Regions from separate parts of the Homo sapiens genome. Here region 2 is linked to region 1. Evidence: chromatin contacts called from ENCODE Hi-C or POLR2A ChIA-PET data. All regions are on one chromosome and are shown on one strand. Each heading gives the region's core, a stretch centred on a gene start or an enhancer-like site at or near the end of the contact. The rest is flanking DNA. Distances are from core to core; before and after follow the strand shown. Region 1 has its middle 84 kb from the start of MIR7706. Region 2 overlaps AKAP13 (A-kinase anchoring protein 13).

Region 1 (6,998 bases), core at 2,350-4,849:
AGCTGGGATTACAAGCACCGGCTACTATGCCCAGCTATTTTTTGTATTTTTAGTAGAGACGGGGTTTCGCCATTTTGGTCGGGCTGGTCTTGAACTCCTGACCTCAAGTGATCCACCAGCCTCGGCCTCCCAAAATGCTGGGATTACAGGTGTGAGCCACTGCGTCCGGTCCTGAATTTTTTAACTGTATATAATTATTAAAGATGTTTTTCAAATTAATTAAAAATTTAAAAGTAGACACTGTCCACTGTGTACAATACAGCAGATCAAAGACTGAAAAGGCACAATCTTCTCCCTCAAGGAGTTCCCAGGATCCTGAGGAAGATGGGACTCTAAACAAAGAGCAGCAACACTGCGCTGGTAAATAAGAGAGCACAGTGCGACTGCAGTGAAAAGGAGAAGGGCACTCAGTCCCTAGATTGATCGGGGAAGATAACAGAGGCTGGGACATTCGAACTGAGTCTTACAGTACAGGAGCCTGAGAACAACTTCTTTCTCCTGCCCCAAATCTTTACAAATGGAGAACGACTTGTTTAAGCCTATAGCTACCCTAGAAAGGAAAAAGGAGTGCCCTTGGTGGGTGGGTATATTAGTCCATTTTTGCACTGCGATAAAGAAACACTTGAGACTGGGAAATTTATAAAGAAAAGAGGTTTAATTGGCTCATGGTTCTGCAGGCTGTATAGGAAGCACAGCGGCTTCTGCTTCTGGGGAGCCTTCAGGAAGCTTCCAATCATGGCGGAAGGTGAAGGGAGACAGAGGCACTTCAAATGGCCGGAGCAGGAGGGAGACAGCGGGGAGGTGCTACATACCTTTAAACAACCAGATCTCGTGAGAATTCTGTCACGAATACAGCACCAAAGGAATGGTGCTAAACCATTTATGAAGGATCCACTCCCGTGATCCAGTCACCTTCCACCAGGCCCCACCTCCAACACTGGGGATTACAATTTGATACAAGACTTTTGCAGGGGGATAAATCCAAACTACATCAGTGGGTAACTATGGTAAACAGCCCAAATGCAAGGGGTATTCAAGTGAAGAAGACACCCACAGCCTGAAATGTACTCAGAAAGCTGCTGCAGCACTTATGGGCATATACCCCAAAGAATGGAAAGCGGGAATTCAAAGAGATACTTGTACACCTATGTTCATGGCGGACTTACTCACAATAGCCCACAGGGTGGAAGCAAACTGAGTGTCCACCAACAGAAGAATGGATAAACCAAACGTGGTACATGCATACAATGGAATATTATGCAGCTTAAGAAAGAAATCCTGGCACAGGCTACCACATGGAAGAATCTTCGAAACATGATGCTAAGTGAAATAAGCCAGTCAGAAAAGGACAAATACTGTGTGATTTCACTTACATGAAGCACCTACAGTAGTTGAATTCATAAGACAGAAAGTAGAAGATGGTTTCCAGAGGCCTGGGGAGGGGAATGGGGAACAAGATCCCATTCATGTAAGGGAGATAAAACACTAAACAAGACTATGCTCCCATAGGAACACCCATATTTCCTAGAAGATCTGGAAGCATACTCCTGACTGAGGTTGTCTTTGGGGAAAAGCTTGAAACCTGTAGTAAAAGGAATGTTTAGCATTACCTGAGTGTCTGGATTTTTTAATACCAAGAATGTATTTGGGCATTCATACAAGAATAACTTCAGTTTAAATGAGAAAAGTTGGCTAGGTGCAGTGGCTCACACCTGTAATCGCTGTGCTTTGGGAGGGTGAGACAGGAGGATTCCTTGCAACATAGCAAGACTTTGTCTCCACAAAAATAAAAAATAATTAGCCAGATGTGGTGGCACATGCCTGTAGTCCCAGCTACTTGGGAGGTTGAGGCAGGAGGATTGCTTCAGCCCAGCTTTTCAAGGCTGCAGTGAGCTATGATCTCACTACTGCACTCCAGCCTGGGCGACAGAGTGAGACCCTGTCTCAAAAAAAAAAAAAAAAAAAAAAAAAAAACAGAGAGAGAGAGAGAGAAAAGGATGGCACAATAGTTTCTTAGTCTTAACCACACGCGTTAACAAAAATAGTAGGGTCTATTTTATTTGACAACACCCACCAAAAGTTCAAGTTCTATTAGTTTTCATATACTTAAAAAAAATGTTTCCCTCGGAAACATCACCTTGACATATCTTGGGGGAAACATAGAACGTGGAGAATTGTTTCTGTTGCTCTCCCCCACCCCACTCCATGCCAACATTCTGCATCTCTGTGCTGAACATCAGGGAGCCACCGGCCTTGTCAGCCTTCACATTAGGCCTGCCCTCTCCCTGCTGCAGATCAGCAGCCTGTCTCGGCCTGTTGGAACTCTCCCTTAGTGTGTTGGAGACGTTGAGACATTGTGACAAAAGTATGGAACCAGGAGTCAAGGAAGCTTCAGTCCTGGCTCGGGCTACTTATTTTTTGTTCAAAGTTAGCTTTTCATTTAAATGTCTGTGTTTCTGTTTCCTTGTTTAAAAAATGTTATAATATATGGCTATCGTAAAGTTGTTGCAAAAACTCAAAGGAGAATACAGACATTTAAGATAGTCTGCATGGGCCGGCATGACGGCTCACGCCTGAAATCTCAGCACTTTGGGAGGCTGAGGTGGGAGGATTTCTCGAACCCAGGAGGAGGCTAGGCTACACTGAGCCATGTTCATGCCACTGCACCCCAGCCTGGAGCCTGGGTGACAAGGCAAGACTTTATCTCAAAAAAAAAAAAAGACTTTTTTTTTTTTAAGTTCTGGGATACATGTGCAGAACCTGCATGTTTGTTACATAAGTATCCATGTGCGGCCGGGCGCGGTGGCTCACGCCTGTAATCCCAGCACTTTGGGAGGCCGAGGCGGGTGGATCACGAGGTCAGGAGATCGAGACCATCCTGGCTAACACGGTGAAACCTCGTCTCTACTAAAAATACAAAAAGAAATTAGCCGGGCGTGGTGGCGGGCACCTGTAGTCCCAGCTACTCGGAAGGCTGAGGCAGGAGAATGGCGTGAACCCGGGAGGCGGAGCTTGCAGTGAGCCGAGTTTGCGCCACTGCACTCCAGAGCCTGGGAGACAGAGCGAGACTCTGTATCAGAAAAAAAAAAAAAAAAAAAAAAAGTATCCTTGTGCTATGGTGGTTTGCTGCACCTATCAACCTGTCATCTTGGTTTTAATTCCCGTATACATTAGGTATTTGTCCTAATGCTCTCCCTCCTCTTGCCCCCTACCCCCCAACAGGCCCGTGTGTGATGTTTTCCTCCCTGTGTCCATGTGTTCTCATTGTTCAACTCCCGCTTATGAGTGAGAACACACAGTGTCTGGTTTTCTGTTCCTGTCTTAGTTTGCTGAGGATGATGGTTTCCAGCTTCATCCACGTCCCTGCAAAGGACATGAACTCATTCTTATAAAAAAGACATTTAGTCTTTGGGAAATAAATACTGAAGATTAGCTTCAAATGGACAGTGGTTTGGATGTGATTCTTGCATCTCTGACTAAATCGTAAACTTATCCAAGTCATTGTCCACTGTGGCTCCCACAAAGCTTTCAGGCCTGTCTTCCTTGGTGATCTTGCTTTGATGTGCTATGAAAGACTGTCCCAGCAGATGGCAGAAGAGAACTGAGTCAGGAAAAACCAGCCTGGGTATTTCAGTGTGCACTGTGCACTGGGTAAAGCTTCTGCACCTTAATGTCCCTGCCGCGGTAGCGCTACACGTCGACTTCACAATCGCTGCTGAACTTCCCTAATAAAGGTGGGTCAGCAAAGGCGTGAGGGTTACCACTCTATCCAAACACCATGTCACTGAGACTCACTTAGGAAGAACATTCATTTCCTGAGTACTTCCGTAGTACTGGAAACGGGGATGAATACAAAATAGTCCCTGTCCCCACAGAATTCATAGTCCAGCTGAGATCAAATAAGGACAGAACAATTTGCATTTTGCCGGGCTGTCCTCTAATGACAATAATTTCCTGAATGTTTTCAGGTTGCCTGTTTTAGCCATATGTTCTTCTCTGGCCGCTTCTCTCCAGCCCCAGCCTCAAGTCCAACTCATGATCTCTGGCCTAGGATACAGCAACAACCTCCTAAGGGAGCTGCCTCTGCTCTTATCCACCTCCAGTTTATTCTCACCGCATAGACAAGATAATGTTTTAAAAATGCAAATGCGATTACACTGTATACCACCTACTCAAAAGATCTAATGGCTTTGTATTGACCTCATAATAATACCCCTGCCCTTAATCTTACTTAAAAGGCTTTTTGTGATCCGATCCCTGTTTTTCTTCTCCTAACTTATCTCACCCTCTCCTCCTGCAATCAACTCAAGAGGCTGACTTTCAGTTTCCCAAATGATTTTTATCCCCTACCAGATTTGCCCAAATTGCTTTTCTCTCTACCTAGAATGCCTTAAAACTAAAACTCACTCCCTCCCATCTACCCATCCTCCTTAACTTGGCTAACTAGTATTTATTCTTCTGCTCTCAGGTTAGATATCCTTTCTTTTGGGAAACTATCCCTGACAGTATAAGGCTGGGCTGAATAATCCTCCTGAGTACTCCAGAGCACCCTCTGCTTCCATTCCCCTCGCATTTACCGTATTTCTTCGTAATGAGTTTGCGTATCTTCCCCTGTCTACTGTAAATTCCTGGCACATGAGGACTTCCTCTCGCACAACAATGTATCCCCATTTCTTGACACAGTTCTTGGTACAGAGCCGCACTCGATCAAAACTTATCAAGTAAATGAATAAATCAATCATAAAACACAATTGATACCATCCAAGAAGTCATAAAATTCTTGGGGCACAAGGTCTTAGGAGAGTAGATCTTTCTGTGTGTATCAGCCATATCCCTTTTTTTTTTTTTTTTTTTGAGATGGATTCTCTCTCTGTCACCCAGGCTGGACTGCAGTGGCACTATCTCGGCTCACTGCATCCTCCACCTCCCGGGTTCAAGCGATTCTCCTGCCTCAACCTCCTGAGTAGCTGGGACTACAGCCACCCCCCACCACACCCAGCTAATTTTTCAATTTTTAGTAGAGATGGGGTTTCGCCATGTTGGCCAGGTTGGTCTTGAACTCCTGACCTCATGATCTGCCCACCTTGGCCTTCCAATGTGCTGGGATTACAGGTGTGAGCCACCATGCCTGGCCAGCCATATCCCTTTTCATCAAGATGTTGTCAACCATACGCTCTCAAATCAAGTTGTGACCAGGTGCGGTGGCTCACGCCTGTAACCTCAGCACTTTGGAAGGCCAAGGCAGGAGGATTGCTTGGGCTCAGGAGTTCAAGACCAGCCTGGGCAGCATAGGGAGATCCCATCTCTACAAAAATCATTTAAAAATACTAGCTGGGCGTGATAGCATGCACCTGTGGTCCCAGCTACTCAGGCGGCTGAGGGGGGAGAATCATCTGACCCCAGGAGGTCAAGGCTACAGTGAGCCATGATTGCACCACTGCCCTCCAACCTGAATGACAGAGCAAGACCCTGTCTCAAAATAACCAAACAGAACAAAGACAAGTCGTTGTTGTTTTATGCAAACAGGCTTTGAACTTGGAGCAAGTCACCTAGTCAATCTTCTTATCCACAGCAAAGGAGTTCTGAAACAAACAAACAAACAAACAAAAGCAATTTTTACCTTTCACAGTGTTTCTTGTGTCATCCCAGATGGTTAAAATGAAAAGGCTTTAATGAAGGGACTATTCACAGAGTTTCTGGACTGGATAAGGTAACAAACAAGGTATGGTAGGACACCTAGAGACTAGCAATGGTGAGAAGCTATTACTACCCTCCCCGCTTCCAGGGCCTATTGAGACAAGGGAAGGAAACACTTATCAGAGCCCAGTGAGTAAGAGTTGTACCTAGGATGCAGCTACAGTTAGATATAGCATGCCAAAGCAGGAAGAGAGCTGGAAAGAGCTACCCTGACCTCTGCTGAATCCCACCCTCCCATCTTCCCACAGAGCCTCCCACTGGCTGAACCCCAAAAGCCAGCTAGGAAGAAAGCCTGGACAGTGCAGTCCACTGGATTCAGTGGAGCAGGGAAGAGCATGAAACTGGGAGGGACCCTAGGCCCACAAATAACCAGCATCACACATTACGCATTGTCTTCCTGCTATGACAGATGAGGACTCAGCTCCCTTACCTGCAACCCCCCACTCAATATAGTTCTGGCACTATTTTTAGTAGCTGTATTTTAATAAGCACCTCAGCCAGCACCTGTGAAAGCAGGACTGCATCCTCTCTATGTCCTTAGAAAAATGTAATTAAGAAATAGAAAATACAGAGATTTAATTATCAAATAATTTAAATGCACAGAAAAATCCAGAAATAAATATAACAGACACCCATTTGTGGTCAACCCAGATGTAACACATTAACTTTTAGTTATGTGTTGTTTCAGAATTGTTATTTTCTGTTTTTTAAGGAAAAAATTGCAGATACAGTTAAGATCACTCTCATAGGCCGGGTGCAGTGGCTCATTCCTATAATCCCAGCAGTTAGGGAGGCCGAGGCAGGCAGATCACTTGAGGCTGGGAGCTCAAGACCAGCCTGGCCAACATGGTGAAACCCTGTCTTCACTTAAAAAAAAAAATACAAAAATTAATCAGGAGTGGTGGCACACACCTGTAATTCCAGTTACTTGGGAGCCTGAGGCACAAGAATCACTTGAACCTGGGAGGTGGAGGTTGCAGTGAGCTAAGATTGTGCCACTGCACTCCAGCCGGGGCGACGGTGTGAGACCCTGTCTCAAAAAAAAAAAATTTACTCTCATCTCTTTCTCCCATTCCTGCCCTCTCTCATCTCCAGAAATAAACACTATCATTAAGTTGGTGTGTATTATTGCATCTATAATTTTGCTACATATATTTGTATCTATAAACAATATACAACGTTGTTTTATGTCATTTTTTAAATTTACAAACGGGTCCCTTACTATGATATCTTTTTGGATCTTATTTTATAAACGCAGTACAATGTGTCTGAGACTTGTTTGTGTTGATACATATAGATCT
Region 2 (7,164 bases), core at 2,660-5,159, 230 kb after region 1:
TGAGATTTTTCTGATTACTTGTCTTTTTCAGCTACTGTCATTTGGCTTAGTTTGGTAATTTATTGTGGAGGGGTAGAGATAGAGGCATTTTGGGGGTTAACTTGTTTTGCATTTCTTGTTTATAACATGGGGTAAATTCTTTAGCCTGGACCTAAACTTCTTTAAATCTGCCTTTGTGGACTTAGACTTGTGTGTTCCCTTCCTTCAGGCCCTTACTCAGTATCACCTCCTCAGTGAGGCCTTTCGGTCCAGCTCATAAAAATACACAGCTGCCTCCTCTCCACATTCCCTATCCCCCTTTCCTGCTTTATGTTTCTCCATTGCACTTTTCAACTTCTCACATATATTTTACTTATTTATCTTATTTATTTTCTATCTGCCCCAACTAAAGTGTCAGCTTTATGAGGACAAGGATCTTTGTTTGGTTTCTTCACTGGTATCTGCTAAGAAGGCTGTTCTAGGAAACTGTCACTTGATAGAACAACATTTCACACATCCAGCTTCCCAGAAGCTGCTCTTCTAGAAAGATGTGTATGTATGTGAATACACCCACACTCGCACTCACACGTAACCCCCCTCCCCGCCCCCCTTTTTTTGTTTTTTAATAAATTCAAAAGAGTCTCTGGCTTCTTGAGTTGCATTTTTAGCTTGGAGAAGGAATACGATGATTTTTGTGTACCAGTTAGCTGCATTGATAGCCTCAGATTTCCTGTTTGCTGAGGGCAGTGTTAGATTAGTCAAGAATCTGCATGGAAAGTCCAGTCTTCGTGGAAAGTCCATGCAGTGCACTGTGCATCCCAGTTCCTGGATAAATGTGCATGGTCTGTTTGTTGCAGCAGCTACTGCCTGCAGGGATGTCTCTGCACTCTTTGTGCTTACGTGTGGGACTAGCTCTGCAATTTCTAGTCATTTTGGCTAAGAGAAGAAAAAGAGCTTTGTGTCTTGTTCTTGTCCCCCACCCCCCACCCCAAGAAGGAGTCTTGCTCTGTTGCCCAGGCTGGAATGCAATGGCACGATCTTGGCTCACTGCAACCTCCATCTCCTGGGTTCAAGCAGTTCTCCTGCCTCAGCCTCCTGAGCAGCTGGGATTACAGGCGTACCACCACACTTGGCTAAATTTTGTATTTTTAGTAGAGATGGGGTTTCACCATGTTGGCCAGGCTGGTCTTGAACTCCTGACCTCGTGATCTGCCCACCTCGGCCTCCCAAAGTGCTGGGATTACAGACGTGAGCCACCGTGCCCAGCCTCTTCTTGCTTTTATTATTATTTTTTTATTTTTCATGTTTCATCCAGATTGCTGGCTCTGATTTTTCTTTGAGTTCTCTGTATGTTTCACTGTGTGTTTTGTAACATTTTAGTTTTTCCTAAAACCAAAGGATTGATTAACCTTCAAAAGGCAGCACTTTTTGATGTTAGTCTGTAACCTTTTATCAAATCAATATTTCCCTAAATAGAGTTGACACACAGACATTCTAAATTATCTCCTAATAAATTGTTTTGACTTCGGATATTGAAATTGCAGGCCCATCTCCCCACCCATCTCAGTTTTCTCTCTTTTTTTTGCGTGTTTTGTAATAAGTCCTACAATGAAGTGTGTGTGTGTCTGTCTGTCTGTCCCTCCCTCCTGCCCCCTCTTTCCCCATTCCCCTGTGTGTGTGTGTGTGTGTGTGTGTGTCTGTGTGTAATTACAAAGAAGTTGTAAAGGCCTTTTAAAGTAGTTATGATGTGATTTCCCCTCCTTTTTAAAAATAAAGTATTTTAAGCGTAAGTAGTAACATCTTAGAGGGCAGGTACGTGGAGACTTTGACTTTCTATTTTATCTATCTTTAAATTTTTTTTTTTTTTTTTTGAGATGGAGTCTCGCTCTGTGGTCCAGGCTGGAGTGCAGTGGCGCGATCTCGGCTCACTGCAAGCTCCGCCTCTTGGGTTCACGCCATCCTCCTGCCTCAGCCTCCGAGTAGCTGGGACTACAGGTGCCCACCACCACACCTGGCTAATTTTTTTGTATTTTTAGTAGAGACAGGGTTTCACCGTGTTAGCCAGGATGGTCTCGATCTCCTGACCTCGTGATCCACCTGCCTTGGCCTCCCAAAGTGCTGGGATTACAGTTGTGAGCCACCGTGCCCAGCCTGAATTGTTTAAATGTTTACAGTGAGCATGTTATTTTTATGATACATAGTAATTTTTGATGAAAACATTCTGAAGGCTGAAAAGAATGTCCTGTCTTTTGAAAATAAATCCATCTTTGTGCTGATTAACACTGGAGGCTAACCAAAGCGTTATAATAAAATATTACATTTAAAACACCTATGAAAGTGGCTAGTTCAAGAATATAATTTGCCTTGAAACATAGCTTGAGATGGAAGTATACTTCTAGTAATGAAAGATCTTGCCTTAGTAATAAATGAAAGTAAAATATTCCATTATTGTCCCTTCATAGAAAACAAATACAACCCTAAATGACATTTTAATTAACTAGTGATTTTCCTCTAAAGCTGAGATTTGTTTTTTTAAGACCTATGTAGGATTGGCAAATAGTGTACAAAATCTGGACATCCTTTGAAGATAATTGTTGGGGTGGGATGGGGGCATAGAGTACTGTTTTATTGTGTTCATTTTTATTAATGAAACTGTGAATTTAGACCAAGCAGTGATTTCATAGTGGAAGATGGAACAGGATGTTTAGTGGGTTTTGTATACTATTTTTGTAAAAGGCTTTGGTGCAGAATCTTTCATAAAATGAAATCTATTTTCAGCATGTCTGTTATTTATTTTTAGAATTCACAGCAAGAGTTCTTGTTTGAAGAACTACAAACCTTTATTGACTCCAAATTTGACTCAGCTCTGTTATATTTTCCTTTTCTTTTTCACTGATAAGGGAGGGTACTTTATAAAGTAGATTTGTCATTAAAAAAGAATAATACATTTACCTGATCAGAAGTTCTTTTGGGTTTAAAGAAAAAAATTGCAGCCCAGATTGCAACAAATGGTCTGAGTTATAATATGTTATGTCTTTCTTTTTCTTTCTCTCTTTTTTTTTGTTTTGTTTTGAGACAGAGTCTCACTCTTTTGTCCAGGCTGAAGTGCAGTGGCACAATCACAGATCATTGCAGGCTTGACTTCCCAGGCTGAAGTTATTCTTATACCTCAGCCTCCCAAGTAGCACTCACCATCGTAAGTGGCACGTGTGTGTGTCCATCATAAGTGGCTGGCACGTGTGTGTGTGTGTAGATGGTGTCTCCCTGTGTTGCCCAAGCTGGTCTCAAACTTCTGGTCTAAGTGATCCTTCTGCCTCCACCTAGCAAAGTGTTGGGATTACAGGCGTGACCCACCATACCTGGCCTCTTTCATTTCTCGTCAACCAAGAATTACTTTCTAGCAGCAGGTGTCCAGTATTACCAAATGGAATAGCATATTTGAAAAGAAGTTGTAGACTTTTAATTTAATGGGCTTCATTAGAGAATTCTGACACCCCCCATCCCCCAGCCTGGCCCTGCCCCTGGCAACGCCTGTCAAGGTAATCAGTTATTTTTATTGGACTTTTTCTAACAGTCTCCCTATTCTGAAATACTCTCAAGCTATCTCTAGACAGATGAGATTTTATATTCTAGAAAACTTAAATTACTGTCCTAATGCTAGTTAGTACATATAGTGGTTATACTGGAAAAACAGAGTGAGAACTAGTTGAAGAGGAAAAAAATCTGTTGTCTACTGTCCTTAGTTGTAATTTTTTTTTTTTTTTTTTGAGAGGGTGTCTCGCTCTGTCGCCCAGGCTGGAGTGCAGTGGCGCGATCTCTGCTCACTGCAAGCTCCGCCTCCTGGGTTCAGGCCATTCTCCTGCCTCAGCCTCCCGAGTTCCCGAGTAGCTGGGACTACAGGCGCCCGCCACCACGCCCGGCTAAGTTTTTGTGTTTTTTAGTAGAGACGGGGTTTCACCGTGTTAGCCAGGATGGTCTTGATCTCCTGACCTCGTGATCCGCCCGCCTTGGCCTCCCACAGTGCTGGGATTACAAGCGTGAGCCACCGCACCCGGCCCTGTTGTAATGTTAGGAGGAAATTATATATTTCATAACTTTGGAACCATGAACACAGCACTGGAATCCTAGGGCATACAATATTAAGGGAGTGATATCCTCCCAAGGGGGTGAAAATTGCCTTTTGGGACCAAAAAAAACTTACAGTGATATATAAAACACAGTTACACAAATTTGTGGTATATCTGTGGTATTAAAGTTTCATGAAGTGAGGAGTGAGTAGAGAATAATGTCTGAAAAGGCTCTTTGGGATATGATAATGGAAGAAAAGGCTGAGAAACACTGCCTTAGAGGTGTGGGCTGGAATATAGCGGAGCACATTTTTAGCATTAAATCTCTCCTTCCTCCTCTAAAATGCTCATGGTGAAATTCCTGTGCCTACTCTTTGTTCTCTTCTGATTAAATACTCCTGTACACATAGAGACATTTTACACATATACCAAATTTGCACACTACTATTAGGTCCCCAAAACCCAGCAGTGGGTGTATACTTCTGCACATAATCCTATTTCCTATTAGAGTCTGAATCTGAAGACTGAAAATTTGTTTCCTTTAACCCTATCATAGACACTTCATAAGGAAGAAAAAGACACCAGATTTTTAGAGACTTTGATGCGAAACTGAAGTAATAAAGATATTATTTTTATATTTTCCATCATTTTTTCTCTTAGAAGGTGACATCTGTGTGGGACTGGGCTTGGCTGGCCCAGCAAACACTTTTAGGGTTTCTTTTTGGATAGCTGATGAAACAAAGTTCCTATTGTTTCATCCTCAAAAGAGAGGGCCCAGATGGGATGCATTCCACTTTTAGCTTAATAGGAAATGAAGTAATTCTTGGGCTGTGCTTCAGCAGTTTTGTTTATCAGTAGCAATATTTCGTTTCCATGGGTGCGGTGCTCCATATAGTGAGAAGGAGCCTGCAGGAGAGCTCTCCCAACCTCGCACACACACACCTCCTGACCTGCCAGCATAAAAAAGGTGCAGATTAGGTGATTTTAAGAGGGTCATCAGTAGTTAAGTTTTTGTTTCTCACCTAGGTGCTCCTTGTGTTTTTGTTTATTCTTTCCCTCCTCACTTAATTTTTTTAGTTCTATAGTGCCAATGGCAAGCTTTGTTGGGCCATGCTGGAGAAGCTCTTTGTAGAGTATTAGGGATCTGTTTTCCTTGAGTTTCCTAAACAGAAGCATTTTAATAGCTAATAATAAAAACTACCAGTTTTAGTTGCCCATTTTATGCCAGATACTTTGTGCACAGCTCTAATGTTTTTAACAATCCGTAAGGTTGATGGTGTTCTCATTTTGTGTACAAGGAAAACAGGCTTCAAGGTTGAATGACTTTCTCAGGATAACCAAATCTGTTGCAGTGGAGCTGGAGTTCAAACCTAATATTTTCTACTTGACAGCTAATTGCCAGCATACTTGATGAGGATCCCTACAGTTTACTCAGCTGGGAGCAGACTTCTCCCACCCCATAATTTATATTTGTCTTGTAAGTGGACTTGATAGTGTGAGAAGTTCAGAAATTAATTCCTAATTTAAAATACGGAATTAAAGTTTGGGCTGTGTTTCTTCCAATAGTTTCTCTCTCTCCTTCCCCTCTCTAAATCCTCTAGAGTAGCTGCCTTCATAAGTTCAGTAAAATTTTCAGAACTTCCCTTTTTAAAAAAAGATTGGGATTTTTATTTTCCTTTCTTGTTACCAGGAAATTTAATCAAAGGAAAAACACCATGGAACTAACTGAAAATCCTGCTATTGTTCTTCCTACTGCAGCTTCTGTTTTTATGCAGAAAGTTAGATTGTGGTTATTATATCAAATTGGATACAGTTTCTCATCCCCATGTCTTTGCAGTGTAATTGTAGACATTGTTAATAACCCTGCAGTTGGCCAGGCACGGTGTAAGGTGTAATCCCAGCATTTTGGGAGGCCTAGGCGGGCGGATTACGAGGTCAGGAGGTCGAGACCATCCTGGCTAATGCAATGAAACCCCATCTCTACAAGAATACAAAAAAATTAGCGGGGCATGGTGGCGGGTGCCTGTAGTCCCAGCTACTCAGGAGGCTGAGGCAGAAGAATGGTGTGAACCCGGGACGCAGAGCTTGCAGTGAGCCGAGATCGTGCCACTGCACTCCAGCCTGGGAGACAGAGCGAGACTCCGTCTCAAAATAAATAAATAAATAAAATAACCCTGCAGTCTTTATGTACAAAGGTAGTCATATGACTAATGACCCTGTTGCAAATAGTCATGTCTCTAGCGCTAATTTATGATAGTAAGAGGTTTGGTGTAGGCATACGCGGTGTAAAATTATTGAGTCTGTATTATGTAACTTTTTAAAAAATGCTGATTTACCCCCCAGGTGCTTTATCAGAAAGGTTATAGGAATTAAAAAATAATCTTGAGAGCCACTTGAACCTAATGGAAAACATTAATGTGAGAGAGTAGGCCTGCCAAACTGGTGTGGTTGATTTCCGGACAGTAGGGTGAGGTACTTTATTCTTGATCAGTAGTAACGCTTCCAATGTACTCTTAAGTTTAATAAAGACTAATCCAGGAAACCCTGAGTTCCCCACTCATCTTTTAACCCTCAGGTTTTCTTTTGAAAAAGAAGCCTCTAATCGTACCAAACAAATTCCAGATTTATGGCATATTTTACTTATGATGATTCATAGTTTCTTCTTCAGATTTTGAATTCGTGTCTGAAGGGAAAATATTGGATTAACAATTGGACAGTTTCTCAGGTATCTCTTTCATGGCTATTTCTGACATTCTGCCTTCTCGGTTATACAGTTTGATTTTAGTTATACACAGAGCTGACAGTAGCTCACACATCCATCCATTCACCTGCTAACAAACTCTGCTAATGCAGCAGAAAGAGATAAGCATACTGTTGTTGCCAAGCACAACCCCCGCGCCCCAACACACACCCATCCCGCGTTGTTCTGTTTCTCTCCCTGTCGTTCGCCCTCATCCCATTCTGCCTGAGTAAACAGTCATTTTAGCAATTCGGGACAAATTTCTGTGCTGATACTTACTTTGGCACTTCACAGTTTTGGGTAAGGTAGCATTGCTTCACCATGGCTCTTTGCTGTGTGAATGGTGTTTACTTTTAGTGGTATTGTGACTCCCTTTCT

Evidence for each region. Hi-C counts contacts between places; a loop is a spot of excess contacts on that map. ChIA-PET counts read pairs that join two places held with the same protein, here RNA polymerase II (POLR2A). Pooled maps may share reads with other maps.
Region 2: a pooled map shows a loop between it and region 1 (2.3-fold over the local background). The contact joins two enhancer-like sites. A Hi-C loop is called at or near these places in 4 of 50 pooled maps. POLR2A ChIA-PET finds 5 or more read pairs at or near these places in 2 of 52 experiments (H1 and activated CD4-positive, alpha-beta T cell).

What each region holds. Positions count from the first base shown.
Region 1 is chr15:85,293,157-85,300,154 of GRCh38, forward strand. No RefSeq gene overlaps it. Among named protein-coding and RNA genes, the nearest start is that of MIR7706, 84 kb to the right of the region's middle. Within about 2 kb of position 3,600, at least 3 of the 41 ENCODE cell types and tissues checked have a DNase peak (open chromatin) inside an H3K27ac peak, as active enhancers do.
Region 2 is chr15:85,523,227-85,530,390 of GRCh38, forward strand. The region is part of intron 3 of AKAP13 (A-kinase anchoring protein 13); the gene reads left to right. Among named protein-coding and RNA genes, the nearest start is that of AKAP13, 150 kb to the left of the region's middle. Within about 2 kb of position 3,910, at least 10 of the 41 ENCODE cell types and tissues checked have a DNase peak (open chromatin) inside an H3K27ac peak, as active enhancers do.